2 separate regions of the Homo sapiens genome follow, and region 1 is linked to region 2. A link is an interaction called in ENCODE POLR2A ChIA-PET data of the cell type or tissue named here. Cell type or tissue: CD4-positive, alpha-beta T cell. All regions are shown on one strand. Links, peaks and the distances in the headings refer to the core of each region. The heading gives the core; the rest is flanking DNA. Region 1 overlaps DNAJC18 (DnaJ heat shock protein family (Hsp40) member C18). Region 2 holds the start of STING1 (stimulator of interferon response cGAMP interactor 1).

Region 1 (15,251 bases), core at 7,252-15,251, 59 kb before region 2:
TTATGGCCAATTTTCTAGCAGTGGTTGGGGATGGGGAGAGGAGAGCTTTGATTTTTTTGTGTGTAGAAGAACTTTCCATAAGCCTGTTTGGCTCATGGACATATTTTACAATGTAACCTCCCTCAGTCACTCAGAGGGGATCAAGAAGGGCCCCCTAAAACCAGGAGGACAGATCTAGTTGGGCAGCAAAATCTGGCTATTTCTAGAAATGCTCCCTCTCCCTGCAACTGAGCAGTTGTCCCCTACAAGCCACTAAAGCCCCCAATCTTTACCTGTGAACCCATCTCCTGACTCTGTGGAATGCCTGCAGAGGCATGGTAGGGAACAACCGTTCAGATGTTGATGAGCCATGCTAGGCACGTCTGTGTAAATCATGGCCATGCATTGGGATGAAGAAACTTTACTTTGGAATCTGTTTAATGTAGACTCTTTTTTTTTTTGAGATGGAGTGGAGTGCAGTGGCGTGATTTCAGCTCACTGTAACCTCCACCTTGCAAGTTGCAGCGATTCTCATGCCTCAGCCTCCCGAGTAGCTGGGACTACAGGCATGTGCCACCACACCTGGCTAATTTTTGTATTATTAGTAGAGATGGGGTTTCACTGTGTTGGCCAGGCTGGTCTTGAACTCCTGACCTCAGGTGATCCACCTGCCACAGCCTCCCAAAGTGCTGGGATTACAGGCTTGAGCCAGTGCACCCGGCCGACTCTCTACCAGAAACTTTTCTTCCAATATGAAGGAAGCATGGAGTGTAGGCTACAGTCACTTAATGATCCTTCCAAGTTCAGAGTCATGATAATTCAGGCAGCTCAGCTCCACAGGAAGGCCCAGAACCACACAGCCCAGGCAGTGACTGAATTCTTCCTAGTCACCAGTGGAGGGCTGCCTGCCTGTGAGGGACCTCTTATTTTGTGTACAGAATTTATGTTAGACAGGGTCCTGCTTCCTAAAGAGCAGCAGGGATGTTGTCCTGAACAGATGCAAGATTGCCACAGAAAAGATGAGGGGTCATGGGGTTGGGGAGGACGGAGGCATCCTCGGGAAAGGTTCTGCTTTGCCAGTCTGGCTAGAATCACCTGAGACATGAGGATGCTCTCCCACTTTCTACTTGACACTCAGCCTACCGTCTTGCTCTGCCACTACAAGACCTGGGTCATCCTCTCTGGGCCAATGTTCTCATTCATAGAACCAGGGATAATACATCTACTTCAGAGTTGTGAGGAGGTTTAAGTAAGAAAATATGTGTGAGAGCCCCTGCTTTTATAGTAGGCACTCAATAAATGTTGAATGAATGAAAAATCATCTCAAATCACAAACTATAGGATACTGGGTTAAACAAAGTGGCTGCTGGGGCCAAAGCTAGACCCCCATATCCAAGGAGAGAGGATCTGTCTCCTCTATCTCTAGGCTTGAGCAAACAGCCTGGAGAGCTGGCAATGCCTCCTCCTGGGTCTGACCATCTGCCTCTGTGGGATGTAGGAACTCAGCCTAAGTGCGATGACACCAATGATGATACTGAGGGGAAATGACCGAAGGGACATTCTCTGGGTTCTATGATGGAGTAGGGAGGCTTCGTGGAGGAGATGAGGCTCGGTCTTGCATTATACCTTCGCCCTGGCCCCCGCCTCCAGATGCTGCTCAGTAGTTTTAATTTCTGGACTCTCTAAAGGAGAGAGGGTTAAGGAAATAAAGGAATCTCAAATTAGGCAGTTTGCTAATGCTACTAACTGAGCAGAGATTGGAATAATAGAAAACTATTGACTACAATAGTTTAAATTTCTCCATATTCCCCTAGAAAATGGAAAGCTGGGCAGGAACATGTTCCAAAGGCTAAATCTTGGCGGAGATGATGACTCTAATGAAGGGAGAGGTATAATTCTTGGTAGACAGTGTAAATAACTAATATTAAGCTTTGGCTAAGCCTAGGAATGCCTGGTTCTTAAGACTTCACTGAAGAAGGGAAGAAGGAAGAAAGCATGGATCTGCTCTGGGATGCCCTGAACTCCATTCACATAGGCAGGGTAGGCATGGAGCAGGGAGACGGAATCCAATGCCTTGCCATTAATTTAACTTAGATGAACTACTCCTGGTCCCTGGAGCCACTCCCCAGGAAGGATCCTGTGAAGACACATCTGGCTCTCGTGCCCATGCTCCTGCCACTCTGCCCAACCAACGAAGTTAGCAAATAGTAAAGTGTTCATCATTACCTAGTTTTGTATTATAAAATGGAATCAGGAACATAAATAGGAACAAGTAGCAAAACCCCAGCCCTGCGTAGGACCATTATCCTCTCAGCCACCTCTGCGTAGGCCAATGAGTTTGGAAAGTTTCTCACAGTTTTCAAGTTTCAGCGACTCTGCTTTCTGTTTCAATCGTTCATCTCTGTATAATCCTGCCAAATTTGTCAGCTCTGACTCTGAAAGATAAAAGAGGTAACCAATTCATCAAGAGCTGAACTCCTTTGTTTCATTTCAATGTTTCTGGAGTCAAAGCTCCTTTTACTTCATTTCAAGCTTTTTCTTACAATTAAATATAAGAAACATTTAGTCATTTATTCACAAAACACGTCTTAGGTACTAGACCAGGTGTGGAGGATTAAAGGGCACCTGTGACCCTGCAGTCCAACAGTATCTGTGCTCTCTTATAAAAGCACTGGACTTAGTTCTTACCAAGAAAACATTTGGCACCAGACTTAGGAAACCTGCGCATGTGCAGTGAGACCACCCTATAGCCTCCTACAAACGGGATTCCAACAGCAGCTGGGAGAGAATGGAGTCCAGTGGCCTATTCCTGTCATCTGAAACAGACAGCTGCTTTATTCTTCTCCTGCATTGCTGCATCATAACTCACATGTGCGAAGGCACACAGAGCCTACTGCTGCCGGGTGTGCGTCCACAGAAGGCCAGGGCACTACTGGCGCTGTTCATTCCCTCACCACACGTAGGGTCCCCAACTCAAAGGCCAAAGGCAGCTGGGCCTTTCTAAAAGTTGAATCATCTGGATCCGGTGACCTTTGTCTCCTTGACTAAATTAATTTCATTTTCTCTTTATGGTGGAGAAGGTCATTCTATTTTTAACCAGAATATAATCTCTGCTGTGTTTCCTGACTCAACAGTGGTTTGGTTGCCTCTATTTTTTATTCTTTTGTGAGGTTTCAGACATATTCAGGGAGGAATGCCTGAAGAGCACCTTTAGAGACGTATTGCGTATTAACAGGATGGCATGCTTGGATGTGGTGTGTGTTTCCTGAAAGCCTCCAACAGCAGGCAGCTACTCAATGTTTAAAGGACCAGACTTGTAAAAATGCTATTTTAATTGTTTTGAAATATGCCTATCTATTCTTAATCATCTTGCTGACAGATTTTGTTTTTCTTGGTGGAACGAAAGACACCTGTCTGATTAATCAGCAAACTGCCTGGAAACGGAATTATTATTTAGCCAGGGGGAACAATGGGCATTGCTTTCTGAATACGTTTCTATCAACACAAAACACTGTCTGGCATTTCTGTGCACAATGATGCTATTTACCCCCAAGTAAGGCCCAAAGTGCAGATTAAGTGCAGGACTCCAGAGTGAGGGATGGATATGCATAAAAACCCTCCCTCTACAATGGAGGCCGCACAGCCTGGGCTCTAGCCCAGCAGTTGCTTGGCAAGCAGTGGGTCTCCCAGGCTCCAGAACAATGCGCTCTCCCTGCTTGGTGAGGGTGCCTGCAGCGCCTGCTAGCCAGGGCTTGCCTTGGCACAGTCACCCTTGCAGGTGATGGGGCGTCATGGAGGATCATGGGCCATATCCAAATGAAAGCTCTCTGCTCCTGCATCCTGCCCAGGGCTCGGCACTAACTCCAATCTCAGGCTACTTTGGCATGTGGGTAACCTTGCCCAGGAGGCCTCTGTGAAGTCAGTCTATGCCTTTAGTCCTCTGGAGTCACAGTTACACCAGTATTGAAACAGATTCTGTGGTTTTGCTTTTCTTTGAAATGATTTCCTCAGGTTTTCCATTTGCTCAGCTTTTCTAAATGCTTCATTCCCTGAAATCTTGTTCCAGGAAACATTAAGGGCTAGTGACTCTTTATATTTTCTACATTGAAGGCCACTTCAACAAGCTGATGAAAGATAACTGCTTTTCTCAAAATATCACATTGCTTTTCATAAAGTTCACTGAAACCAGCTCAGAGACCCCTGCTCCAGAGCAATGACCTTGTACAAGGTCAGTGTTTCAAGGAATCATGTCCCACATCCCCACTACCAAGCTTAAAGCAACTTCTCTCCAAACTGCCAGTGAATCCTTTCATCCTTCAATGAACAAAGGGTCAACTTGAAGAATATGCTACTTTTGACAAATTCTGTTAATATTCAATAAATTCTAAGTAATTAAAAAAAATTTTGGGGAGTGGCAGGTTCCAGAGAATACCTTTTCTTCTTAGCAGAAAGTTCCCCTTCCTCTGAATGCCACTGTAACAGATGGACAGAGCATTGAGCCTTAAAGATAAACTGACTCAGGCAAATTGCCAAGAGAAGCAAGACCCAGAACCTCTCCTAAGGTTCTCTGCAAAAGAGCCCAGATTGGTCTCAACAGCTGAAAGACCGCAACAGATCCCAACTGCCCTCATGATCCAGCCCCATGAGATGGTGCTACATCCAGTCTACAGTGCAAAGCCAGGTAAAGCCAGGACTCCACCAGAAATTAGGCACTTTCTATGTGCCAGACACTGTGCTAAGAGTTACACCCATACCATCTTCCATAACCCACACAACCTCTCTAGGAGGAAGTGGATTCTATCCCCATTTCAAAGCCTAAGCTTCTACCCACTAGGTTATCCTGCTCAAGGGTGTGGAAAGAAGTGCTCCTCTACCAGTCTGGGCCAGGAGCTCAGCTCAGCTCAGCTAGGCCAAGAGGCAGTTCCTGCCTGCTACCTTCGTCCAGCCCAGCCTAGTGGTGTGGCCACTTGCCCTGGCATCAGGCTTACTATCTAGATGCAGCTGCGAAGAAGTAAACAGGACAATTAGTGTTTATAGTAAGGGATTACTCATAAAGGTTTGCCCAGATTGGCCGGGTGTGGTGGCTCACGCCTGTAATCCCAGCACTTCGGAGGCCGAGGTGGGCGGATTACCTGAGGTCAGGAGTTCGAGACCAGCCTGACCAACATCCTTGAAACCCCGTCTCTACTAAAAACTACAAAAATTAGCCAGGCACGGTGGCATGCACCTATAGTCCCAACTACTCAGGAGGCTGAGGCAGGAGAATCGCTTGAACCTGGGAGGTGGAGGTTGCAGTGCGCCGAGATTGCATGACTGCACTCCAGCCTGAGCGAGAGAGCGAGACTCTGTCAAAAAAAAAAAAAAAAAAAATTTTCACCCAGATTAAACATTCTAAGGAAGAGCAGAGAAAAATAAATGAACCAAACAAAGATTTAAAAAGTCAATGGCTAACCTTGCTAAAAACAGTTTGCATTTGGTATTTTGCCAAGAGTGAACTTTGTTCTCAAGTGGGTTTATTTTTACAACCTCCAAGTGCTAAATTTAACCTTGTTGGCTGCACTTGCTGCTGGATTCGGAGGGCAGATGCTGCTTGTTCTCAAATGGCACTTGGGTTGTGTGGAGGCTCTGCATAGCCGCTGTACTTAAATGCCAGAAATAGATTTTTAAGGGGTTTGTGCTGATAACTGCCATTTGGAACTTGTGGGTACACGCATCATGCTTACTCACTGGATTTTTTTTTTTTTTTTTTTTTTTTAGATGGAGTCTCGCTCTGTCACCCAGGCTGAAGTGCAGTGGCACGATCTCAGCAGACTGCAACCTCCGCCTCCCGGGTTCAAGAGATTCTCCTGCCTCAGCCTCCCAAGTAGCTGGAATTACAGGTGCGCACCACCACACCCAGCTAATTTTTGTATTTTTAGTAGAGAAGGGGTTTCGCCATGTTGGCCAGGTTGGTCTCGAACTCCGGACCTCAGGTGATCCATCCTCCTTGGCCTCCCAAAGTGCTGGGATTACAGGCATGAGCCACCACACCTGGCCACTCACTGGATTTTTATTTATACCTGGAGAGTGCCGAAGCTCTGAACTAGGCCTCATGGGGATGGGGACAAAAGCTGAGAAACTACCTCTGGTGCAATCCTTACCATGAGCTCTTTGTATAATTCCAGCATCTTACTGCCACAGAGGAAGATGTGGGGCAGGCGGGTGTTTGAAGAATGTGAAATGCAGATTTTCATCCAGTTCTTGCAGAAAGCAACAAAGTCAAAGCCCTCCCAGGACCCAGACAATGGGGATTTTCAGGACATACACTGGCTTTCACCTGATTTGGATCCATGTATATACTGCCTTTTTATTGAGACAGGATCTCGCTCTGTGGCCCAGGCTGGAGTGCAGTGGAGTGATCACAGCTCACTGCAGCCTTGATCTCCCAGGCTCGACCTCCTGAGTAGCTGAAACCACAGGCATGTGCTGCCACACCTGGCTTATTTTTATACTTTTTCTAGAGATGGGGTTCCCAGGCTGGTCTCAAACTCCTGGACTCAAGTGATCCTCCTGCCTCGGCCTCCCAAAGTGCTAGGACTATAGGCATGAGCTACCATGCCTGGCCTATATACTGCCTTTTAATATGAGGCCTTTATCCTGCTCTAAAATTCTTTCCTGATTTTTGATTCTTGTAAAATCTAGTTTAGCAATGGGGTAGAGTATTTCCTGAATCCTCAGTGTTTTTCAATAAATTGGAATTTCCTCTTCCTGTTTAATTTCCTCTTATATCCCAGAGTCATTGCTCACCAACTTCCTAATGCACCTTGAGAGAACATTAGGACTTTGCCGTACAGAAATAGGGGGCAGAGACCAGGTCCCTAAGGGTGAGCTAGGACACTAACCCTGCTGTTGTTATTCACAATCCTCAGCATTTTCATTGTTTTCTACTCCTGAGAATCCTCTCTTCAAAAGACATTTGTTGAGCACTTGTTCTGAAGCAAGGACTGTGCCAGAACCCTGGGACACAAAATTAGTAAGACCAAGTTCTTATTCCCAGACAGTCCATAGTCTTGCAGGGGAGACTGACATATATCCCTGGAACTCTAACACTGTGTGATTGGTACTATGTTAGCAGGCTGAACAAAGTGCTTTAAGAACACAGAGGAAGGAGAGCTTAACTTGAGGGCGGGGTTGGGAGTGTGTGATGGTCAATGAGGGCTTAGCAGCACTGTGACTGAAGAGCTAATTTTATCAGACTCCATTAGGTATTTAATGATACTCAGTAATAAGGCTTTAGAAATGAGTCAGAATTTGCTTTTTAAACATGAGCCAAAACTTCAGTTAAAAGGGTACCTCCTGAAAAATAAAAAAGAAAATAAAAATAATCAAAACCAAGTTTTAGAAGACACAGTCACTAACGCGGTATGTGTGTGTAGAATTCAAGTGGGACCAAAGGTGAAGCTGTTGGCTGAGACGGGGCTACCCCTGCTGCAGACACTCCTAGTAACACTTGCTGGAGCTGTAAGCCAGTGGCAGATGCTATCATCCCCACTGTCTCCAGAGAGGGAAATAGGGGGGAAGGCCTGCCACACCCAAAGGGGCAGACCCAAGGGGTCGCTTTTGTTCTGTGTGGCCACAACCAGCTGGAGGTGAGGGTAGGGGACACCTCATTCCATACCAGAAACCTCTAAACCTTTGTTCTGTTTCAAAAAGTTAGGCTGGCTCGATCAGATTTCCCTCTAGGGAGTGTGGAATTGGGAAACTGTGGACCAAATCAGCGAGCACCAAGAACTTACAGACGTGTGTGCTGCAGAAAGGGGCACTGACTGGTGAGACTGGGGAATTTGAGAGAGTGATAAGCAGGGTGGCAACCACTGTAAACCATGGCAAACAAGGTTATGCAAAAGGGAAGCTGGAAGAAAGAAAGGAAGGCAGCTGGTGGGGAGAGGAGAGGGGGCAGATTGGCAGAGAGAGGTAGAGACTCAAAGAGAGACAGACATACAGACAGGTGACTAGTGCCGCCTAAATTCCTAAGATTTCCAAGTCCTGGCCACATGTATCCTGTCAATAAATTTCCCCTACTTTTTTATAGTATCCTGAATGGCCTTTGTCCTCTGACTCTGTTCACATAAACATGCGTAGCCTCAAACAAGAAGAGAGGAGGGATCAGGAGGCTGGGGGTGCCTCCTGCTGGGAACCACAGCCACCAGCTAATGCCCCTTTTACAGTATCTTACTTTGTTGTTTCTCCTTCCAACAACTAGTCTGGATATAATCAATGTAATCCTTCTCTATTGTTTTCTCCAAGTCATGCAGAGAAGCTCCTCTGTAGGCCTTGTCAAAGTTTTTATCCACAAAGTAAGGCACCTGCAGGTTCTGAGTTTCTCTAGAAATGGTGTAGCCCAAGGTCCTGAAACAAGGAGAGAGAGGCTCATGTGAGCTCATAATATTTGGCAATATTACTCTTAGCACTGCCCTCACAGATATCATCATCATCATCTGCTCATAGAGCAGAGGCAGATATCATTTTCTAATATACCCAACACTTCTTATTTCCCTAGCAAAGTTGTAAGTATAACATCATCATAATTGTATTATGTAAGCAAGTTCATACTATGAATTCAGCTTCAGCATAGTTTATTCTCTTAAAGGACTCACCTCTCTTATACTGCTCTCTGTGCTAAAAGTAGAATGCTGAATGCTTAAAACAAACAATTTTTACGTTGTGTAGGATCTAGTATGGTACCTGACAGAGTAGGCTATTATAAATGCTGGTTGAATGAACTGATTATGTTATATAGCAAATTATTTACAAAAAAAACAGATAGCTCACACCAACCTAGAAGCAATATTTTGGACATGATAAAAAGTACTTCGCACATAGCTGCTAACTGAGAACTGCAAGAAACTCAGACAAAAGATTTCAATGATGCTTTAGAGCTAACTCTCTGTGGGTCCAAGACATCCAAAGGTATCTGGTGCTTAGCAACATTAATAAGAGTACTGAGCTGACTAATTCTAACCATAAGGAAACATAGAAGGGACCTCAAACTCAAGTTAAAACAATGTGACAGAAATGGTTTTCTTCAAACTGGACAAATTCTACATTAAAGGGGCTATATTTTATTTGGCCTTTTTCCGGCCCTCTCCTTTGATCCTCTCTAATTAGAGTAAGAGCTGAAGCCATGACTGCTCTCCCCTCACTCTAAGGTTTTGGGGGAGCTTACAGAGCAGGTCCGTGCTTACCCCGCTGGCCTCACAAGAAAGAAAGCTAAAGTGCCATATGGAAAAACATGAGAAGCTGGGAAACAGAGGGAATCAGGCCAGTGTGGCCTGATGGCAAAAACCTCTCTATGAAGGCTAGGTGCAGTGGCTCATGACGGTAATCCCAGCACTTTGGGAGGCCAAGAAAGGTGGAGGTCAGGCGTTCGAGACCAGCCCAGCCAACATGGTGAAACCCAGTCTCTACTAAAAAATACAAAAATTAGCCAGGTGTGGTGGCACATGCTTATAATCCCAGCTACTCAGGAGGCTGAGGCATGAGAATCGCTTGAACCTGGGAGAAGGGGATTACAGTGAGCCAAGATTGCACCACTGCACTTCAGCCTGGGAGCCTGGGTGACAGAGCAAGACTGCTTCGAAAACAAAAACAATAAAAAGAAACCTCTCTTTCAGCCTCAGCTTCGCTCTCTGTAAAAGGAAAATACTAGCCGGGCGCGATGGCTCATGCCTGTAATCCCAGCACTTTGGGAGGCCAAGGTGGGCAGATCACCTGAGGTTAGGAGTTTGAGACCAGCCTGGCCAACATAGTGAAACCCTGTCTCTACTAAAATATAAAAATTATCCGGGTGTGGTGGTGCGTGCCGCCTGTAATTCCAGCTACTCAGGAGGCTGAGGCACATGAATTCCTTGAACCAGGGATGTGGAGGTTGAAGTGAGCCCAGATTGCACCACTGCACTCCAGCCCAGGCGACAGAGTGAGACTCTGTCTCAAAAAACAAAAACAAACAAAAAAGGAAATACTGACCTGGATTGACCTGGAATGATGGTCTTGTCTACAGTGATCACTGACAAAGACTCTTCCTGTTATATATTGTCTAATAAATTCTACTTTTAAAAGGTTTTTTTCCCACTAAATTATAATAATGAATAATAATTTATTATTCATTATTAACAAAAAAGATAATCTAGTGATTCTCAAACTTCAGTGTGGACCAGAATAATCTAGAGGGTTTTTTAAAACTCAGACTTCTGGTCCTACCCCCAGAGCCTCTAATTCAATGGATATGGAGGGGCCCTAGAATCTGCCTTTCTAACATGTTGCCTGTTGATGCTGACGATGGCTGGTCTGGGGACCAAACTTTGGGAACTGAATCAACTGAAAGAATTAATTGAAGAAATTTTTAAAAATCCTATCAGAGTTTATAATCTATACGCAAAAAGCATTACAAGGAATTTCTCTATTTTCAACAAAAACAAAAAAATTGAAAATAATCACTTGATCCCCATTATTAATACTATGCTCCGAGACCCACAGGGTCCAGCAATCCTATCAACAGCTTAACAGAGTCTTTCTAACTCTACCATGGTGTGATAATGAGTTCATCTAAACCTTAAATTCTACTGATCCTTCAAAAACCAGTTACTGCTGTTCTGCAGCTGACCAGATGATGTCACTATAGAACAAGACAATCTATTTCCCGAGGCACACAGGAGACTGCCTCAGTATTTTTGAGTCTCAGCACCATGACTACCCAGCTGTTCCTTTAAACATCAAATCGGTGTTTTCTACAGCAAAAGGTGAAATGAAATGTTAGTAATGTATCAGCAAAACCTTCAAGTCTTTCACCCCCAGACTGTTACTGAGAAAGATTTAGAAATACCAGACTTACGATTTATAGAACAGACTATATGGGGGATTAGTAGCCAGCAGCTGAGTAATGACAGATATAATCACAATCACAAGAACTGGAAGTAGCTGAATAAATGCAGAATATGTAGTCTGAAAAAGAAAAAAAAATAAAAACTTGCTGTAAGTGTTCTTTTTTTTTTTTCTGTCGCCCAGGCTGGAGTGCAGTGGTGCGATCTCGGCTCACTGCAAGCTCCGCCTCTCGGGTTCACGCCATTCTCCTGCCTCAGCCTCCCGAGTAGCTGGGACTACAGGCACCCGCCACCACGCCCGGCTTAGTTTTTGTATTTTTAGTAGAGACAGGGTTTCACCGCAGCCAGGATGGTCTCGATCTCCTGACCTCGTGATCTGCCCACCTCGGCCTCCCAGAGTGCTGGGATTACAGGTGTGAGCCACTGCGCCTGGCCTGTAAGTGTTCTTTATCAATATAAAGCTTATTGAAAATAAGATAGTTGCTCCAAAGAAAATAACAAATTATCAATGCACTGCATAGGAGGATCCACAAAGCCCCAGGCTTTTCTGGGAAGGCTGTACTTTCAGCTGAGAAGTACAGGTTGGGCAGTCCTAATCAGAAAATTCAAAATCACAAATGCTCCAAAATCTAGAACTTTTTGAGTACCAGGATGACACTTAAAGGAAATGCTCATTGGAGCATTTTGGATTTCCTTTTTTTTTTTTTTTCTGAGACATGGTCTTGCTCTGTCACCCAGGCTAGAGTACAGTGACACAAACATGGCTCACTGCAGCCTTGACCTCCTGGGTTCTGATGATTCTCTCGCCTCAGCCTCCTGAGAAGCTGGGACCACAGGTGCACACCACCGTGTCCAGCTAATTTTTAAATTTTTGTAGAGACAAGGTCTTGCCATGTTGCCCAGGCTAATCTCAAACTCCTAGGCTCAAGCAATTCTCCTGCCTCAGTTCCCCCAAAGTGTTAGGATTACAGGTGTGAGCCATAGCACCCAGCCTCAGATTTTCAGATTAGGAATTGTCAAATATATAATGGTATAATGCAAATTTCCAAAATCCAAAAAAAAAAAAAAATCTGAAATCTGAAATACTACTGGTCCAATTTACTTCAGATAAGGGATACTCAATCTATACCAAATAACCTTTACTCTCTCTGCTGAGCAGGCTGAAGGAGGTCCAACAACAACCTGGATTGACACCCAGTAATCCCCCTGCAGCCCCATTAATAAGACCAATGAAGCAAACATCTCTAGGTAAACCTGCCCAGACTGTGCCTCTTACAGTAGTGGGGCTCTAGGAGCCAGGTTAGCATCATGCTTGGCCACAGCTGATTGGACTCAGGGGACATCCAACTCTGGCAGAGGTAATCACGTTTTCTCTCCTAGGAATTTGGGGTTGAAACTCATCACCCTTCACTTCTGGGTCATCACTTTAAGGAAGAACACACACTCTCAGGCACTGTAGACTGGCTATTTGCAAGGGGAAGTAGAACAAGCAAAGCTGCTTGGTGAAAACAAAACAGAGGCAAAGAGTGGCAGGAAAACTGGAGACAATCTGGGCCCAAAGAGTCCTGCAGAGCACAGCTGCTTGGGAGCCTGACAGTATCCCAGTTCCTTGTTCCTGTCTGTCATGAGGCCCAGCTGTGCTTCTTGTCCTTGAGCTTCATGAGACTCTTTTGATCCCTTACCTTAAACCCCCTTTAGTTCTAAATATTTTGAAGAGGATTCCTATTTTCTGCAGCCAAGAAAATTATGAAGCCGGAGCGGTGGCTCATGCCTGTAATCCTAGCACTTTGGGAAGCCAAGGCAGGAGGATCACTTGAGCCCAGGAGTTTGTGACCAGCCTGGGAAACATGGTGAGAAATAATCTCTACAAAAAATGAGCTGGGCATGGTGGCACGCACCTATAGTCCCAGCTACATGAGAGGCTGAGGTGGGAGGATTGGTTGAGCCCTGGAGTTTGAGGCTGTAGTGAGCTGTGTTTCTACTATTGTACTCCGGCCTGAGTGACAGTGAGACCCTCTCTCAAAAAAAAAAAAAAAAAAAAAAAAAAAAAAAAAGCCTTGATGAAGTCAGCCCCACAGATTGCTGAGATTCTGGGAGAGCCACCCAAGAATGGGCAGAGGGAGGGGATACCATTCTGCCTATTTAGGCCAATTTTCCAGCTCTTCTAACCATTGCTTTTGCTTTCCTAAAGCACATCTTTCCTAAAGCAACATATCTCAGGTTCAACTTCTAAAACTTGACCATGTACCATCAAGGTTGGCCAAGTACAACTGTTTATGGGCAGCAGTGCTCCTCCCTCCCTAGGTACCTGAGGTTTCTCTTCTTCCTCCTCCTTCTGAGTCTGTGTCCTCTCATGTCGGTGCCGTCGACGGTAATAGTAAGTGTCATCTGTCACATTTGAAAACATATGAATATTTCCTGGAAAAGAAATACATGGTATGGGATATGGCAAACACTCCTTCCCTGCCTTTTTCTTTTTTTTTTGGAGATGGAGTTTTGCTCTGTTACCCAGACTGGAGTGCAATGGGGTGATCTCGGCTCACTGCAACCTCTGCTTCCTGGGTTCAAGCGATTCTCCTGCCTCAGCATCCTCAGTAGCTGGGATTACAGGCACCCGCCACCATGCCTGGCTAACTTTTGTATTTTTAGTAGAGATGGGGTTTCACCATGTTGGCCAGGCTGGTCTCGAACTCTTGAACTCAAGTGATCCACCTACCTTGGCCTCCCAAAGTGTTGGGATTACAGGCGTAAGCTACCGCGCCTGACCCTTCCTTGCCTTTTTCAAGGTCCTTGTTCCCAGCTAGGTTTGTTAAGGATAGAGTATTGGCCTATTTTACCCAGTAGAAAAATAAGACAATAGGCAAGCCAAGTGAACCAGCTGGAGCTAAAGCGTGCTGAGCTCTCCTGACTTCATTTAAATAGTCCTTTGCAACTAGTGAGAGAGAACCCCGAAAGGCTAGAAGAGAGAGAGCATTAGGGCCGTGAATCCTATCTGGCATGTTCACGTCTGCTTCCGTGCCCAATACCATATTGTGTCACTGGTATCTTTTAATAGCAACTCATAAAATTCAATTTACTTCCTGGGCATTGAATTATACCAACTTCCAACTTGCTGGGGGGTACTTTCCTATCTTCTATCTTTGTAAGTGCTATTTTACACAACAATAATAGGCATTTTGTTACTTATTTATAAGGCACTTAAAAATATCTAATCCTCACAGTGACCCTGTGAAGTAGGTATTATTAACAGCCCCATTTTTCAGGAGAGGAAACAGGGTCAGAGAGACTAAATGATTTGGTCAAAATTATGCACAGCTGGGGGCTGGAGACTTGCCTCAAACTCCTGCTCAACTGATTCTAGATCCTTGCTGTTTCCATCATACCATTGTACCTCTATTCAGATTTTCAAACAGGAGCTTGCTGAGAGCCATAAATAAAGAAATATGTTTAAGAATGATAATTTGGGGAGACTAACCTGTAGGAAAATGTCCTCCAAAGAAGACGTTGAACAGCTCTTCTGGAGTGATGTCAGCTTCAAAATCCCTGTAATAATTATAAGGTCTGGCTCGAGGGGCAGTGAAAGTCACCTGTTCATCTCCGTATTCATCATAGCGAAGTCTCTTATCAGGATTGCTCAGGACTGCAAATGCATTTCCTATTGCTGCAACCAACAAGAACCAGCACATGAGGACACAGTCTTTGCTATGGCTGAGAGTGATCACAGCAGCAGTGACAAAGAGCCTAGAGGTGACTCGTGCTGGACAACTTCGCAGGGGCCCAAGAAGAGATGCTTGGGCCTAGAAAGTTCTCCACAGTGCTTGCCCTTCAGGTTTTCCCTGATCGCCAGAAACAACAACATTGGAATCACAGGAATTAAGAACTTCTGCTGCAGTGAGTTAACTCCCAATCAACAGTCCTGTAGTCATCCCAGCTGTCCTAGAAGTTAGGAAGCCCCCCTCAGTTCGGGTTCCCAGTCACCACAAGTCCCAGGCATGTTGGGGAAATGTTCTCCAACTGGTCAGCACTCTCATTCATAAAAAATGTGTTCTGGCCAGGTGCAGTGGCTCATGCCTATAATCCCAGCACTTTGGGAGGTTGCAGTGAGCCGAGATCATGCCACTGCCTTCCAGGCTGGGCAACAGAGTGAGACTTTGTCACACACACACACACACAAAGAGTGCTCTTTACTTTAAAAAAAATTTTTTTAGAGATAGGGTCTTGCTGCATTGCCCAGACTAGTCTCAGATTCCTGGCCTCTAGTGATCCTCTCACCTTGGCCTCCAAAAGTTTGGGATTATAGGTGTGAGCCCTGCATCTGGCCAAAAAAGTGTTCTTATTTCACTTGAGTGCAATAGTTTATGTTGGAAACAGTTCACACATCAGTAGTGATATTTTAACTTGTAGTCCAAAAAA
Region 2 (15,513 bases), core at 1-8,000:
GGCCCCACTCCCTCAGCCTGTAACGATAGAGTCCTGGGAGGTGGCCACCCTAATGGGGTCTATGCTGTCTGGCCTGCCTTTGCCTCTGATACCCAACTCTGAAATCAGGGACACGGCTGGGCTAAATTTACCCTTCACAGATCCTTCTTCCAAGATCCTAGGGCAAGACCCGAGGCTGTCAACTGCTCCAGCTGGGAATCAGGTCTGGGGCTAGGCTCTGGGTTCAACTCTGGTCTGGGTTCCCCTGCACCCACATGAATCCTTCAGATGTTCTCACAGCCTTCGTCTGGGGCAGCTTTATGGTCAAGAGCATGGTACAGTCAAGTTTAAATCGTCCACTTTCCTACGGTGTCTCTGAGCCTCAGTGTCCTCCTCTGTAAAGTGGGAATGCTAACAGTCCCTACCCCATAGGGTGGTGGTGAGAATTCAATGAGGTGATCAGATGACACACCCAGAATAGCATCCAGCTTGTAGTAAGTGCTCGATAAATGTTACTCATCATTATCATTCAGAGCTGAATCCTGCCCAGACCTGGGACCAGCTAGGGACACTACAGCTCAGAGAAGGGCAGTGAATTTTCATCAGTGCTTGGCTAGGGCCCAGGGTTCTGGGGTCCTGACCCCTCCTCAGAGACCCCCACTCCCCTGCACACTTACCCGCTGCCCGTTCTCCAGAAGCTCATAGATGCTGTTGCTGTAAACCCGATCCTTGATGCCAGCATGGTCACCGGTCTGCTGGGGCAGTTTATCCAGGAAGCGAATGTTGGGGTCAGCCATACTCAGGTTATCAGGCACCCCACAGTCCAATGGGAGGAGAATATACAGCCGCTGGCTCACTGCACCCCGTAGCAGGTTGTTGTAATGCTGATTGTAAGTTCGAATCCGGGCCTGGAGCTCTGAGGCAGGGAAGCCCAAGAAGTTATTCCTGCTAACCCTATCTCCCACCTGATTCAGGAGTGAGACCCAGGTCATTGGCCCCCGCAGTGTGTGGGTGCCAGAGAATGGAGAGTCCAGTGCACTCTCATTGTACAGGAGGCCAGGAGGGGCAGCGCCTCCAAAAGCCCTCCCCACCCCTCCTCTTACTGCACCACCCTTTACCCTCCCTCACTTCTTTCCTCAGATGTCTATGTCAGCGCCACCCCTTTCCACCATGGCTTTCAGGGCTGAGAGGCAGGCAGAGCCCTGAGAGGTGACATTTCCAGCATTCTCGTGTGCACAGAGGGAGGCCTCTAGCCCCAGATCAGTCTCCTAGCGGAAGCCCTAGGAGATAGCAATGAGATATGGAAGAGCTGCCGCTTTAGCCTGCAAGTCAGAAGAATAAAACACACAGGCTTAGGGCAGGCACAGTGGCTCACGCCTGTAATCCAGCACTTTGGGAGGCTGAGGCAGGTGGATCATTTGAGGTCAGGAGTTTGAGACTAGCCTGGGCAACATGGTGAAACATTGTCTCTACTAAAAATACAAAAATTAGCCAGGCATGGTGGCACGTGCCTGTAATCCTAGCTATTCAAGAGGCTCAGGCAGGAGAATCACTTGAACCTGGGAGGCAGAGGTTGCAGTGAGCTGAGATCTTGTCACCACTGTACTCCAGGCTGGGTAACAGAAAGAGACTTCATCTCAAAACAACAACAACAACAACAACAACAACAACAACAACAACAACAACAACAAACACAGGCTCCACGGTGCAGTGGTCTAGGGTCCAGGCTCTGGACAAACCTGGGTTCAAATCCTTTCTCTTCCTCTCTCTAAGCTATGTGATATCGGATAAATCACTTTACCTCTCAGAACTGCACTTAAAAAAAAAGGCCAGGCACAGTGGCTCATGCCTATAGTTCTAGCACTTTGGGAGGCCGAGGTGGGTGGATCACCTGAGGTCAGGAGTTTGAGACTAGCCTACCCAACATGGTGAAACCCCGTCTGTACTGAAAATACAAAAATTAGCCGGGCGTGGTGGCAGGCACCTAAAATCCCAGCTACTTGGGAGGCTAAGGCAGGAGAATCACTGGAACCTGGGAAGCAGAAGTTGCAGTGAGCCCAGATTGTGCCACTCTACTTCAGCCCGGGTGAAAAAGTGAAACTCCATCTTAAAAAAAAAAAAAAATCTAAGGCTGGTGCAGTGGCTCATGTCTGTAATCCCAGCACTTTGGGAGGCCAAGGTGGGTGGATTACTTGAGGTCAAGAATTCAAGACCAGCCTGGGCAACATGGTGAAACCCTGTCTCTACTAAAAATACAAAAAAAAAAAAAAAAAAAAAAAAAAAAGCCATGCCGGTGGCAGGGACCTGTAATTCCAGCTACTTGGGAGGCTGAACCCAGGAGGCAGAGGTCGCAGTGAGCTGAGATTGTGCTACTGCACTCCAGTCTGCGCAACAGAGTGAGACTTTGTCTCAAAAAAAAAAAAAAAAAAAAATCTAAAATAGGTATGGGCTTGGTGGCTCCTGCTTGTTATCTCGGCACTTTGGGAAGCCAAGGCAGGAGGATTGCTTGAGCCCAGGAGTTGAGACCAGGCTGGGTAACATAGCAAAACCCTCTTCTTTTTAAAAAATATATAAATAAAATAAAACAGGAATAAAGATTATTCCTTCCTCATAGGGTGTGAATTAGAAAAGGCACATGAGAGCACACAGCATGCAGTAAATATTTATTGAAAGAATTTACAGCTGGGCTCACGCCTGTAATCCCAGCACTTTGGGAGGCTAAGGCAGGCGGATCACTTGAGGTCAGGAGTTTGTACCGGCCTGGCCAATACGGTGAAACCCTGTCTCTACTAAAAATACAAAAATTAGCCGGGCGTTGTGGTGGGTGCCTATAATCCCAGCTACTCGGGAACCTGAGCCAGGATAATCACTTGAACTTGGAAGGAGGAGGTTGCAGTAGCCGAGATGGTACCACTGCACTCTAGCCTGGGCGACAGAGGGAGATTCCTTCTCAAAAAGAAAAAAAAAGAATTCACAAGTGACCTTGGGCAAGTCACTTAATGGCTCTAAGCCCCATATTCCTTTCTGCAAACTAGGCATCATAGCAACATCCTTCATGCCTTGGGATTAAAGGATTTGGTAGACATGAAAATGCTTTGAAAAATATAGTGAGTTCTGTGTGTTTAGAAACACAAGAGGCTGTGTGTCTTAGTGTCTGTTTTGTAGATCGAGAAATGGGGGCAGAGAGGATGGCCCACCTGGCAGGATCAGCCGCAGATATCCGATGTAATATGACCATGCCAGCCCATGGGCCACGTTGAAATTCCCTTTTTCACACACTGCAGAGATCTCAGCTGGGGCCAGGCCCTGTGGACAGCAGGATGTGGCTGGGGGGCCTCCATCAAGGACACCCAGAGAACTCCTCCTCCTCCTCCAAGGCTTCCCAACCTGCTCCTGACTTGATCCCTCTTTTGCCATTGCCAAACCCACTGTTCCAGGACATTATAGGTTCTACTCCATGGACTCCAGCCTTTAAACCAGTCCCACTCCCAGTACTCAGCTCAGGGCAGGTCACACCAGCCACAGCCACCACTTGGCCAGAGCTTCTACCTCCCCCTGTGTCATACCTTGAGGCCCAGGAGGATGTTCAGTGCCTGCGAGAGGCCCAGGAGGGCAAGCATCCAAGTGAAGGGCGGGCCGACCGCATTTGGGAGGGAGTAGTAGAAATAGATGGACAGCAGCAACAGGGCCCCACGGCGGAGGGGGCAGCCCAGGCAGGCCCGCACAGTCCTCCAGTAGCTGCCCCGGTACCTGTGAGTGACAGCCAGACCCCAGACCCCAGCCCCCAGCCCAGCTCAGCCAGAGAGGTTCAAGGAGGGGCAGGGCTAGGCATCAAGGGAGTGACACACGTTGGATACCCCGTCCCTGGGTACTGCAGTGAGTCACCTGGAGTGGATGTGGCGCAGCTCCTCAGCCAGGCTGCAGACCCCGTTTAACAGCAGTCCCAGCTGCAGGGAGGCTAGGTGGAGCACCAGGTACCGGAGAGTGTGCTCTGGTGGCTCTCCTAGCCCCCAAAGGGTCACCAGGCAGGCACTCAGCAGAACCAAGGCTGCCTTCTGGGCCCCGTGACCCCTGGGACACGGGATGGATGGATGCAGGCTGGAGTGGGGCATCTGTGGGCACCAAGAAATCCATGACCATTCTCCCCTTGCCCTCCTGCCCTTCTGGGACTGAGGCTCTGGCTGGGCACTTCCTCCCAGTTCCCCTTTCCCTGGTGCCCAGCCACTCCCAGAGGCTGCTCTTAGAGACACCTCTAGGAGGCAGGCTGGGAATAAGTCACCCCAAAGCTCCTGTCTCAGCGAGGTTTGCTGAAAACAGAGCAGGGCCTGCACATACACGCCCCACCAAGACCCAGGGAGACCACAGGTGTGGTGAAGAAAGAAGGCAGCAACTATCCCAGACCCAGACTTGAAGCTGTCCTGTGCAGCCGTACCCAACCAAGAACCCTTGGGGACCTGGGTTCCCCTGTCCCCGGAACCCACCCCAGGGAGGACCTTAGTCAACAAAGTGGAAAACAGAGCTCAGGGAGTGGGGACAGGGCAGCCAGCAGGCACCCCCTCGCCTCTGGGTGCCAGGGGCCCTAGGTTTGGCGTTCTGCCAGGCTGATCTTGAGCCTACCTTCTGCCTCCCGGACACTGGCTGCTCTGGATGATGACGAGGAGAGAAGGCCCGGCGCTACGAGCAGCCAAGGGCAGCTTCTCTGAGTGCAGCCTGAAAATGAGATGTTAACAACGATTGGTTTCTCCACAACACTCTAGCCCTGGCGTTTCTCCAAACCGCAGCTTTACTGGTGCTGGGAAGGAGGGTATTTCCTGTTCCTCAGGAAGGGAGGTAGGAACCTTCCCTCAAAGCCCTGATGAGCTGGGCCTGAGTCCTGGGGTCAGGGGTGAGGTTTGAGAAAGCCTCCATTCCATTGCCCTTTGCTACCCCCAAACCAAGGGTGTTTAGAAACACTCACCGCAGTCACAGCTCTGAACAGCGGGTTCCCCTCAAGCCACCACGATCAAACACACTGTACCTAACACCTGAGCAGGACTCCACACACTCAGCCAAAGGCAGCACACACATCACACGATGATTCCCCGTCTCATATTTTTCTTCTGGTTTCCAGGATGCAGATTCTTTTTCTGAAAAGTGTGACCTAGGAGGGAGGAGTGAAAAATGAACAGTTATTTCCGGTAACAAGAGCTATTTTTATAAAGCACTTGGTGGGAGAGGAGGGGCACAGAGGAATGGGGGTTTGGCTCTTTGCAGGAAATGGCCACGCCTGTGACTTCTCCAAGAGAGCCTGCCGGTTTCTGCCCAGAAGGCGGTTGTGGGGATGATATTAGGTAGGAGCAAAAGTAATTGCAGGCCTGGCACAGTGGCTCATGCCTGTAATCCCAGCGCTTTGGGAGGCCGAGATGGGTGGATCACTTGAGGTCAGGAGTTCAAGACCAGCCTGAGCAACATGGTGAAACCCCATCTCTACTAAAAACAAAAATTAGCCAGGCGTGGTGGTGGGCGCTTGTAATCTTAGCTACTTGGGAGGCTGAGGCAGGAGAATCGCTGGAACCTGAGAGGTGGAAGTTGCAGTGAGCAGAGATTAGGCCACTGCACTCCAGCCTGGGCAACAAGAGCGAGACTGTCTCAAAAGAAAAGAAAAGAAAAGAAAAGAAAAATGATCTGACCTACATTGTTTGAGTGTAGGTTATAAAATCCCCATGCATCAACCTAAATTATAATAATAATAATAATAATAAAGTGTTTACCTTGTTCCAGACATTATGCCAAGTGTTGCATATATCACTTCACTTGTATATCATTTCACCAGCCACCCTGTCAGGTAGGTATAATTCTAGCCCCATTTTATAGATGGATAATCCGAGGCTCAGGGAGGTGAAATAACTGGTTTAAGTAATTGAGAGTGGGGACTTGAAGCCTGGTGGGTTGCTCCAAAGCCCAGCTTGCTCTGTGCCTTGATTTCATTCCAGTAATCCCAGCACTTTGGGAGGCCAAGGCAGGAGGATCACTTGAGCCCAGAAGTTTGAGACCAGCCTAAGCAACACAGGGAGATCCCATCTCTACAAAAAAAAAAAAAAAAAATTAGCCAAGCATGACGGAACACGCCTATAGTCCCAGCTACTTGGGAGGCTGAGGTGGGAGCATCACTTGACCCCTGGAGGTAGAGGTTGCAGTGAGTTGTGATGGCACCACTGCACTCCAGCCTAAGTGACAGAGTGATACCCTATCTCAAAAAAAAAAAAAAAAAAATAGGCCAGGCGCAATGGCTCATCCTTGTAATCCTCGCACTTTGGGAGGCCAAGGCAAATGGATCACTTGAGGTCAGGAGTTCGAGACCAGCCTGGCCAACATAGTGAAACCCCATCTCTACTAAAAGTACAAAAAATTCGCTGGGCGTGGTGGCGGGTGCCTATAATCCCAGCTACTCAGGAGGCTGAGGCAGGAGAATCGCTTGAACCCAGGAGGCGGAGCTTGCGGTGAGCCGAGATCATGCCACTGCACTCCAGCCTCGGCAACAAGAGTCAAACTCCATCTCAAAAAAAAAAAAAAAAAAGGCCGGGTGCAGTGGCTCACTCCTATAATCCCAGCAATTTGGGAGGCCAAGGCAGGCAGATCACCTGAGGTCAGGAGTTCAAGACCATCCTGACCAACATGGAGAAACCCCATCTCTACTAAAAATACAAAAAATTAGCTGGGCGTGATGGCGCATGCCTGTAATCCCAGCTTCTTGGGAGGCTGAGGCAGGAGAACTGCTTGAACCTGGGAGGCGGAGGTTGCACTGAGCCGAGATCGTGCCATTGCACTCCAGCCTGGGCGACAAGAGCAAAACTCCGTCTCAAAAAAAAAAAAAAGAGAAGAAAGAAAGAAAAAGAGAGAGAGAGAAAGGAAGGAAGGGAAGGGAAGGGAAGGGAAGGGAAGGTCTGACCTACATTGTTTGAGTGTAGATTATAAAATCCCCCTTCCAGAGAGGGCCCTGCCCCACACTCAGAAAGAAGGAACACACGCTCAGAGAGGCCAAGAAGAATCTAGACAGACGGGCGAGGCTGGGTTTCCCCACTCATTCTATTAGCATTAGAGCATACCCTTTCTGTCCAATTATATTTCAACAAGGGTGTCCATACTTTAATGAACCTAAACGTAAAAATAGACAATTTGCCCTCTGTCTTTGGGTCTTCATTCTGAAGGCCTCTGTGACACATAAAACTCTGATCAAATAAATTTGTATATTTTTCCTCCTGTTAATCTGCCTCTTGTCAGTGATTTTCAGCAAGCCTTCAGAGGGCGGAGGGGGAATTTTTCCTTGGCCTTGACACAAGCTTTGAGTTCCCTTGGGGTGGGAAGTGTCTCTGGCTGCAGTAAGCTGCTTCAAAGAAGGGGCAGGCCTGGAGAGTGAGGCTAGGATGGCACCCGCAGAGCAGCAGTAGTTCATTCCTGTCCAGGTCAGAGGGGTCCTCGCCCTGAACCCTTCCCCACATCATGACCAGACATGGGAAGACACACATTGATAGATGCCTTGGCCTCAGAGGAGCAATGAGGCTTCCTGGAAACTCTGGTTTTTCAAAATCATGCCCTAACAATGCAGGGAATTCCCTACACTTTCTCTCCTCTACAATAGGCTCACATAAAGACCTAGGAGAAGGCCAGGCGCAGTGGCTCATGCCTGTAATCCCAGCACTTTGGGAGGCTGAGGCGGGCAGATCACGAGGTCAGGAGATCGAGGCCATCTTTGGGAGGCTGAGGCAGGAGAATCGCTTGAACCCGAGAGGCGGAGGTTGCAGTGAGCCAAGATCGTGCCACTGCACTCCAGCCTAGGCGACAGAGGCAGACTCCATCTCAGAAAAAAAAAAAAAAGATCCAGGAGAATATATGACAAAGTTCTAACAAAGGTTACTCTGTGCAGTTGGAATATGGGTGATTTTTATTCTATTGTCCTTTTTTGCTCATTATGTTTTCTAAGATTTCTTTTCCCTACATTGAACATGTATCATTTGTTTAATGTTTATTTATTTATTTATTTTTAAATTTTTGAGACGGAGTCTTGCTCTGTCGCCAGGCTGGAGTGCAGTGGTGCGAACTCAGCTCACTGCAACCTCCGACTCCCTGGTTCAAGCAATTCTCCTGCCTCAGCCTCCAGAGTAGCTGGGATTACAGGCACGTGCCACCACACCCAGCTAATTTTTGTATTTTCAGTACAGACGGGGTTTCACCATGTTGGCCAGGATGGTCTTGATCTCCTGACCTCGTGATCCTCCCACTTTGGCCTCCCAAAGTGCTGGGATTACAGGCGTGAGCCACCATGCCTGACCTGTTTAATGTTTAAAATATGCCGTAAAGAAAATCCAGCTGGGCACAGTGGCTCACGCCTGTAATCCCAGTGCTTTGGGAGCTCAAGGCAGTAGGATCGCTTGAGCCCAAGGAGTTAAAGGCTGCAGCAGTGAGCTATGATCACACCACTGCATTTCAGCCTGGGTGACAGAGCAAGACCTAGTCTCAAAAGAGAGAGAGAGAGAGAGAGAGAGAGAGAGAATCCCAACATTGTCTCAGTCTTAAGACCTCCTTCCACTCCCGTCTGTCCCCTCTCCCTCCCCTCTGCCCTACCTGCTACTCTGGGCTCATTTCCCTGAGTCTGAACCTGCTCTAATGCAGACCTTGCAGGCGCAGAAGGCACTGAGGCCAGGTCATTCAGATAAAGTAAGCTGGGGCTTGGCCAAAAGGAGTGGGAATGGTGGGGTCCAGGGAAGCCGGGAAGCCAGCCTAGCCTGGCCTGCCTGGAGAGAAAGGTCCTGCAGGGTGCGGGAAGGAGTGCAGGCTGCGAAGGGAGCAGAGGCCCCACAGCCTGGGCCTTCCAGTGCCAGGCCAGGATTTCCGCACACCCTTAATCCATGCAGTCTATCCCTGTGTGTACCGTGCTTTGCATGGGATAGGACTGCTGGTGCACGTGCCAGGTCAGTACTTGTCATGGCACCTACAGCTGGACAGGGGAAATGGGCAGAACACAACTGTATGAGTAAGTAGTTAACTACAGATGTGGCAGGGCTACAAGGAATGCACTCAGCCTGCTGCCGTGAGCGGAAATTGGAATACCCAGGGTCAGGTTTCCCTGAAGGCAGCGATTTACCCTGAGTTTGGAAGGAGGATGGGAGTGATGGAGGGCGGGTGGGTGTGCAACATTCTGAAAGGAGCAGCACACACAAAGGCCCTGGAGTGGGAAGGAGCCAGGCAGTGGAGGAACAGAGCAATGGCTGGTGCAGCTGGGGCAAGTAAGCATGTGGAGGGGTCTCTGTTAGTTTCCAAGAACTGCCATAACAAAGTATCACAAATTTCGTGGCTAAAAACAACAGATGTTTATTCTCTCATAGTTCCAGAGGCTAGAAGTCCAAAATCAAGGTGTTGGTAGGGCCACACTTCCTCTGAAATCTCTAGAGTAGCGGTCCCTAACCTTTTTGGCACCAGGGACTGGTTTCTTGCAAGACGATTTTTCCATGGATGGGAAGGGGGATGATTTCAGGGTGAAACTGTTCCACCTCACATCCGAGCATTAGTTGGATTTTCCTAAGGAGCATGCAACCTAGATCCCTCGCATGTGCAATTCACAATGGAGTTCGCACTCCTATGGGCATCTAATGCCGCCACTGATCGGACAGGAGGCAGAGCTCAGGCTGTAATGCTCGCTCGCCCACTGCAGCCCGGTTCCTGACAGGCCACAAACCAGTTCTGGTCCGAGGCCCAGGGACTGGGGACTCCCGCTCTAGAGGAGGATCTCTCCTTGCCACTTCTACCTTCTGGTAGTCCCAGGTGTGTCTGGACCCAACCTCTGCCTCCTTCATCACGTGCCATTCTCCCTTCTGTGTCTCTGTCTTCACATAGCCTTTCTTGTTATGAAGACACCAGGTGAAGGTACAGTGGCTCATGCCTGTAATCCTAGTGCTTTGGGAGGCTGAAGCAGGAGGATTGCTTGAGGCTAGAGTTCAAGGCCAGCCTGGGCAACACAGGGAGACCCCATCTCTAGAAAAAAAAAAGGCCAGGCACGGTGGCTCATGCCTGTAATCCCAGCACTTTGGGAGGCCGAGGCAAATGGATCACCTGAGGTCAGGAGTTCGAGACCAGCCTGGCCAACATGGTGAAACCCCGTCTCTACTAAAAATACAAAAAATTAGGTGGGTGTGGTGGCAGGACCCTGTAATCCCAGCTTCTCAGGAGGCTGAGGTAGGAGAATCTCTTGAACCCAGGAGGCGGAGGTTGCAGTGAGCCGAGATCACGCCGCTGCACTCCAGCTTGAGCAACAACAGCGAAACTCCATCTCAAAAAAAAAAAAAAATTAGCTGGGCATGGTGGCTCACGCCTGTAATCCCAGCTTCTCAGGAGGCTGAGGCAGAATTGCTTGAGCCCAGGAGGTGGACATTGCAGTGAGCTGAGATTGCACCACTGCACTCCATCCTGGGGGCAGAGTAAGACTCTGTCTCAAAAAAAAAAAAAAGCACCAGTCACTGGATTAGGACCTACCCTAATGACCTCACCTTAACTCAATTGCATCTGCAAAGGCCCTATTTCCAAGTAAGGTCACATTCACAACTACCATAGATTAGGATTTCAGTATTATCTTTTTGGAGACACAACTTAATTCATAACAGGGTCAGTGGTATAAGAACGGGACTGGAGGGTGGGTGGGACCCTTGTGGCTTGTGGCCAGGGCCTCAGTACCTAGGAAGCATCACAACAGCTGCATTCATGGGATTGTCCTCAGCAGTAAGACACTTCAGCTGTATTGACAAGCAGGGACATCACAGCTCTTCCAGACTGACCATCTGGTCCTCCAAAGAGGAAGCTGAGGGCCATGGAGGGAAGTTAGGCCCAAGTTCCAGGCTGCCTGGCTTACTGGCTGCAGCTCTCAGGCTGGTGGTGCTGAGTTCCCACACTCCGCTCCACAGCCTGCTCCTTCCTCTGGTAGTTGCTTCTTCCCTCCAGACACCCCGGAAGTGCTGGTCTGGGCTGGCTTTCATTTCTATTTCCAGCTGAGTTACAGCTTTCACGAGTCTTCCCTGAAACTCATTATCAGTGGTCCCAGTGAGAAATAAGCCCCCATGCTTTCATTCAGGGGACTCTGGGCCTTGGACAGAGTGTGAATGGGGTAGGGAGGCCTCTGGCCTCTATGGAGCCACTCTTTTGCCCACACAACCTCAGTGCCCCTTAATCCTACCAGAATAGGGACATTGGGGGGATTTTATCAGTTGATCACAGTAGACCTGGTTTCCAATCTGGCCTCTGCTTCTTCTGGCTGTGTGACCTTGGCCCAGATATGCAACCTCTTTAAACCCAAATTTCCTCATACCTAAAATGGGGATAGCAACATCTTTTATCTGACAGAATTGTTTTGAGAATGGAAAGAAAAAATGCATAAATGCATGTGCAGACCTGATTTGTAAATGCTCAGTAATTGCTAAGTCTTTTTATTTTATTTATTTATTTATTTATTTTGAGATGGAGTCTCACTTTGTTGCCCAGGCTAGAGTGTAGTGGTGCAATCTCGGCTCACTACAACCTCCGCCTCCTGGGTTCAAGCGATTCTCCTGCCTCAGCCTCCCGAGTAGCTAGGACCACAGACACATGCCACTATTTTTGTATTTTTGTATTTTTAGTAGCGATGGGGTTTCACCATGTTAGCCAGGCTGGTCTTGAACTCCTGACCTCAAGTGATCCACCCATCTCGGCCTCCCAAAGTGCTGGGATTACAGGTATGAGCCACCTTGCCCAGTCATTTTTTGTTTTTGTTTTTTTTTGCTTGTTTGTTTGTTTTTGAGACAGGGTCTGTCTCCCAGGCTGGAGTGCAATGACAATCACAGCTCACTGCAGCCTTGACCTCCCAGACTCAGGCAATCCTCCCACCTCAGCCTCCCAAGTAGCAAGGACTATAGACTTGTACCACCATGCCTAGCTAATTTTTGTATTTTTTTTTTGTAGCGATGGGGTTTCACCATGTTGTCCAGGCTGGCTTAGAACTCCTAGGCTCAAGCAATCCACACACCTCAGCCTCCCAAAGTTCTGGGATTACAGATGTGAGCCACTGCACCCTGCCAGTAATTGCTAACTCTTATCACCACCACCAGCACCATCACCATCATTATCACCACTGACAATCACACTCTTGGAGTTGCCAGCCCCTCTTACCTTGGTTTCTACCTTGGGCTCAAATCACCTCTCCTGCAGACACAGAGATTTGATATCTAATCCAGGGGTGGCTTCTGGGTCTGACTCCAGCTGCCCCTCTGTTATAATTCTATTGTCCCATCATGGAATTAACTATTGTGTCATGGTCTTCCCTAAACAAGATGCTATCCTAGTAGACGTAATGAGGAAAGAGGGGCTAGATGATGGTGTGATTGGGGGCAGGGAAGCACAGCTGGCTGGCTGAGCTGCTATATCTTCAGGAAGTGAACAATGGACCCACATTTTGTTGGAAGGAGGTATCTAGCCGGGTGCAGAGATCTACCATTTATTTATTTATTTATTTATTTATTTATTTATTTATTTATTTATTTTTGAGATGGAGTTTTGCTCTTTTTGCCCAGGCTGGAGTGCGATTGTACGATCTCTGCTCACTGCAACCTCCGCCTCCCAGGTTCAAGCAATTCCCCTGCCTCAGCCTCCCTAGTAGCTGGGATTACAGGCATGCACCACCATGCCTGGCTAATTTTGTATTTTTAGTAGAGATGGGGTTTTTCCATGTCAGTCAGGCTGGTCTTGAGCTCCCGACCTCAGGTGGTCCATCCCCCGCAGCCTCCCAGAGTGCTGGGATTACAGGCATGAGCCACTGCGCCCAGTCTTGTTTATTTATTTACTCATTTTGATAATAGCTTTATTGAGATATGTCATATATTATACGGCTCACCAACTTAAAGCATGCTATTCAATTCAATGGTTTTAAGTATATTCACATAGTTGTGCAACCATCACCACAGTTAATTTTAGAACATTTTTGTCACTCCCAAAAGAAACCTGTACCTTTAGCCATTGATATAGTTTGGCTCTGTCCCCACCAAAAATCTCATCTTGAATTGTAATCCCCATAATCCCTACATGTCAAGGGTGGGACCAGGTGGAGGTAATTGGATGATGAGGTGGTTTCCCCCATGCTGTTCTCATGATAGTGAGTGAGTCTCATGAGATCTGATGGTTTTATAAGCGTTTGGCATTTCCCCGGCTTACACTCATTCCATCCTGCTGCCCTGTGAAAAAGGTGCCTGCTTCTCCTTTTCCTTCTGCCGTGATTGTAAGTTTCCTGAGGCCGCCCCGGCCATGCAAAACTGTGAGTCAATTAAACCTCTTTCCTTTATAAATTATCTAGTCTTGGGTATTTCTTCATAGTAGTGTGAGAATGGACTAATATAACCATCAACCCCCAACCACCAACCAACACCCCTACCTCATCCCCAGACAACCACTAATCTGCTTTCTGTATCTATAGATTTGCCTATACTGGACACAACATAAATCGAATCATGCAATATGTGATTGTGTCCGGCTTCTTAGCATCATGGTTTTTTTTTGTTTGTTTTTTATGTGTGTGTTTTTGAGATGGGGTCTCGCTCCATCACACAGGCTGGAGTGCAGTGGTGCGATCTCAGCTCACTGCAACCTCCGCCTCCTGGGTTCAAGCGATTCTCCTCTCTCAGCCTCCTGAGTAGCTGGGATTACAGGCACGAGTCACCATGCCCAGCTAATTTTTTGTATTTTTAGTAGAGACAGGGTTTCACAATGTTGGCCAGGCTGGTCTCGAACTCCTGACCTCAGGTGATCAGCCCTCCTTGATCTCCCAAAGTGCTGGGGTTACAGACCTGAGCCACTGCGCCCTGCCCTTAGCATCATGTTTTACAGGTTTGCCCATGTTGTAGCATGTATCAGTACTTCATTTCTTTTTATCCTTCTTGTTGCCAAAAATATTCCATTGTGTATAATGTTCCATTGATATACCACTTTTATTGACCATTAATTAGTTAAGGACAATTGAGTTATTTCCACTTTTTGACTATTATAAATAATGCTGCAATGATCATTCATGCCCAAGTGTTTGTGTGGACACACATTTTCATTTCTCTTGGGTATGTACCTGGGTGAGGGGATGCTTGGTCATATGGCAACTCTATATATAAACTTTTGAAGAACTGCCAGACTGCTTTCCAAGTGGTTGCACCATTTTACTTTCCCACTAGTTATGTATGAGGGTTCCAGTTTCTCTACCTCCTAGTCAATATTTGCTATTCTCTGCCTGTTAAATTCTAGCCATCTAGTGTATGTGAAGTGATATCTTATTTTTTTATTTTAAAAAAATTTTGAGCCAGGCGCGGTGGTTCTCGCCTGTAATCCCAGCACTTTGGGAGGCTGACGCGGGTGGATCACAAGGTCAGGAGATCGAGACGAGCCAGGCCAACATGGTGAAAACCCGTCTCTTCTAAAAATACAAAAATTAGCTGGGCATGGTGGTGGGTGCCTGTAATCCCAGCTACTTGAGAGGCTGAGGCAGGAGAATCGCTGCAACCCGGGAGGCGGAGGTTGCAGTGAGCCAAGGTCATGCCACTGCACTCCAACTTGGTGACACAGCGAGACTCCATCTCAGAAAAAAAAAAAAAAAAAAATTGGGGGCCGGGTGCAGTGGCTCACGCCTGTAATCCCAGAACTTTGGGAGGCCAAGGTGGGCGGATCACTTGAGGTCAGGAGTTCAAGACCAGCCTGGCCAACATGGCGAAACCCCGTCTATACTAAAAATACAAAAATTAGCCAGGTGTGGTGATGCATGCCTGTAATCCCAGCTACTCGGGAGGCTGAGGCAGGAGAATCGCTTGAACCTGGGAGGTGGAAGTTGCAGTGAGCCAAGGTCATGCCACTGCACTCCAGCCTGGGCAACAGAGTGAGACTCCATCTCAAAAAAAAAAAAAGAAAATTGCTGGGGGCCTACGGTACAGGGTGAGCAGGGCCTGAATCGTGACCCTGACCTGGACCTGACCTGAATTGCAACCCTAACCCGACTGCAACCCTGACCACGACCCCAGTGGATTTTATAGAGAGGAAGTCAGACAGGGAGGGAGAAGAATAGGATTTGATGTCATCGTGTTGTTTGGCATCCAGGGGCCTTTATTTAGAGTTGGGTTAGAGCCTCCACCTGGAAAATGTGGATGCCAAGTTGGGCATTATGTGGTTAACCTGACTTATTTTGAGCAGTTGGCGCTCCCTATCTTGAGGAATGCAGATTCCAGCAGTGACCCAGGGCAGAGAGTGTGTGTCACTGATGAGAGTGGGAAAATGAAACTCTTTAGTTAGCCTTTCATCCAATCTGTTTGTCAGATGCTATCTACCCCAGGGACTATAATCGCTGGCACAATCCCAGTCCCTAAAGGAAAGTCACTGGCCCTTGTAGAAGAAATCAGAAACAGAAATGATGTGAAAGTGTTTAATGTCTCCAAGGAAGACAGAAACCACCTTCTGCAAGATATTGTGATGTGTGTGCAGAGCAGCAGGAAGCGAAGACATGTGTTCCTG

What was found. Peaks named below come from ENCODE experiments on the same cell type or tissue, not always from the same donor. Only the 100,000 strongest peaks of a DNase experiment are listed, where the experiment ranks them.
Region 1: POLR2A ChIA-PET joins it to region 2 with 27 read pairs; 24 of 35 experiments call an interaction of 5 or more read pairs at or near these places.

What each region holds. Positions count from the first base shown.
Region 1 is chr5:139,411,859-139,427,109 of GRCh38, forward strand. DNAJC18 (DnaJ heat shock protein family (Hsp40) member C18) reads right to left here. Exons shown (of 8, transcript NM_152686.4): 4 at 14,314-14,499; 5 at 13,147-13,256; 6 at 10,850-10,959; 7 at 8,195-8,367; 8 at 1-2,414. The coding sequence ends at 2,290. It overlaps LOC124901082 (a long non-coding RNA gene), which reads left to right and starts at 5,737. Exons shown (of 2, transcript XR_007058960.1): 1 at 5,737-5,858; 2 at 6,144-6,734. RefSeq lists an enhancer at 7,973-8,478 and a silencer at 10,504-10,653. In CD4-positive, alpha-beta T cell, for the core only: CTCF peaks have their summits at 10,623 and 10,825; a DNase peak (open chromatin) is centred at 10,653.
Region 2 is chr5:139,477,614-139,493,126 of GRCh38, forward strand. It overlaps STING1 (stimulator of interferon response cGAMP interactor 1), which reads right to left and starts at 5,145. Exons shown (of 8, transcript NM_198282.4): 1 at 4,937-5,145; 2 at 4,597-4,689; 3 at 3,865-4,091; 4 at 3,546-3,729; 5 at 3,177-3,285; 6 at 657-895. The coding sequence starts at 4,091. It also overlaps the pseudogene LOC101059986. RefSeq lists a silencer at 3,411-3,705 and enhancers at 4,308-4,537, 5,058-5,187, 5,198-5,317, 7,170-7,670, 8,797-9,297 and 1 more. In CD4-positive, alpha-beta T cell, for the core only: no CTCF peak of the experiment used is centred there; DNase peaks (open chromatin) are centred at 3,868, 4,928 and 5,048; H3K4me3 peaks cover 2,534 bases; H3K27ac peaks cover 2,722 bases.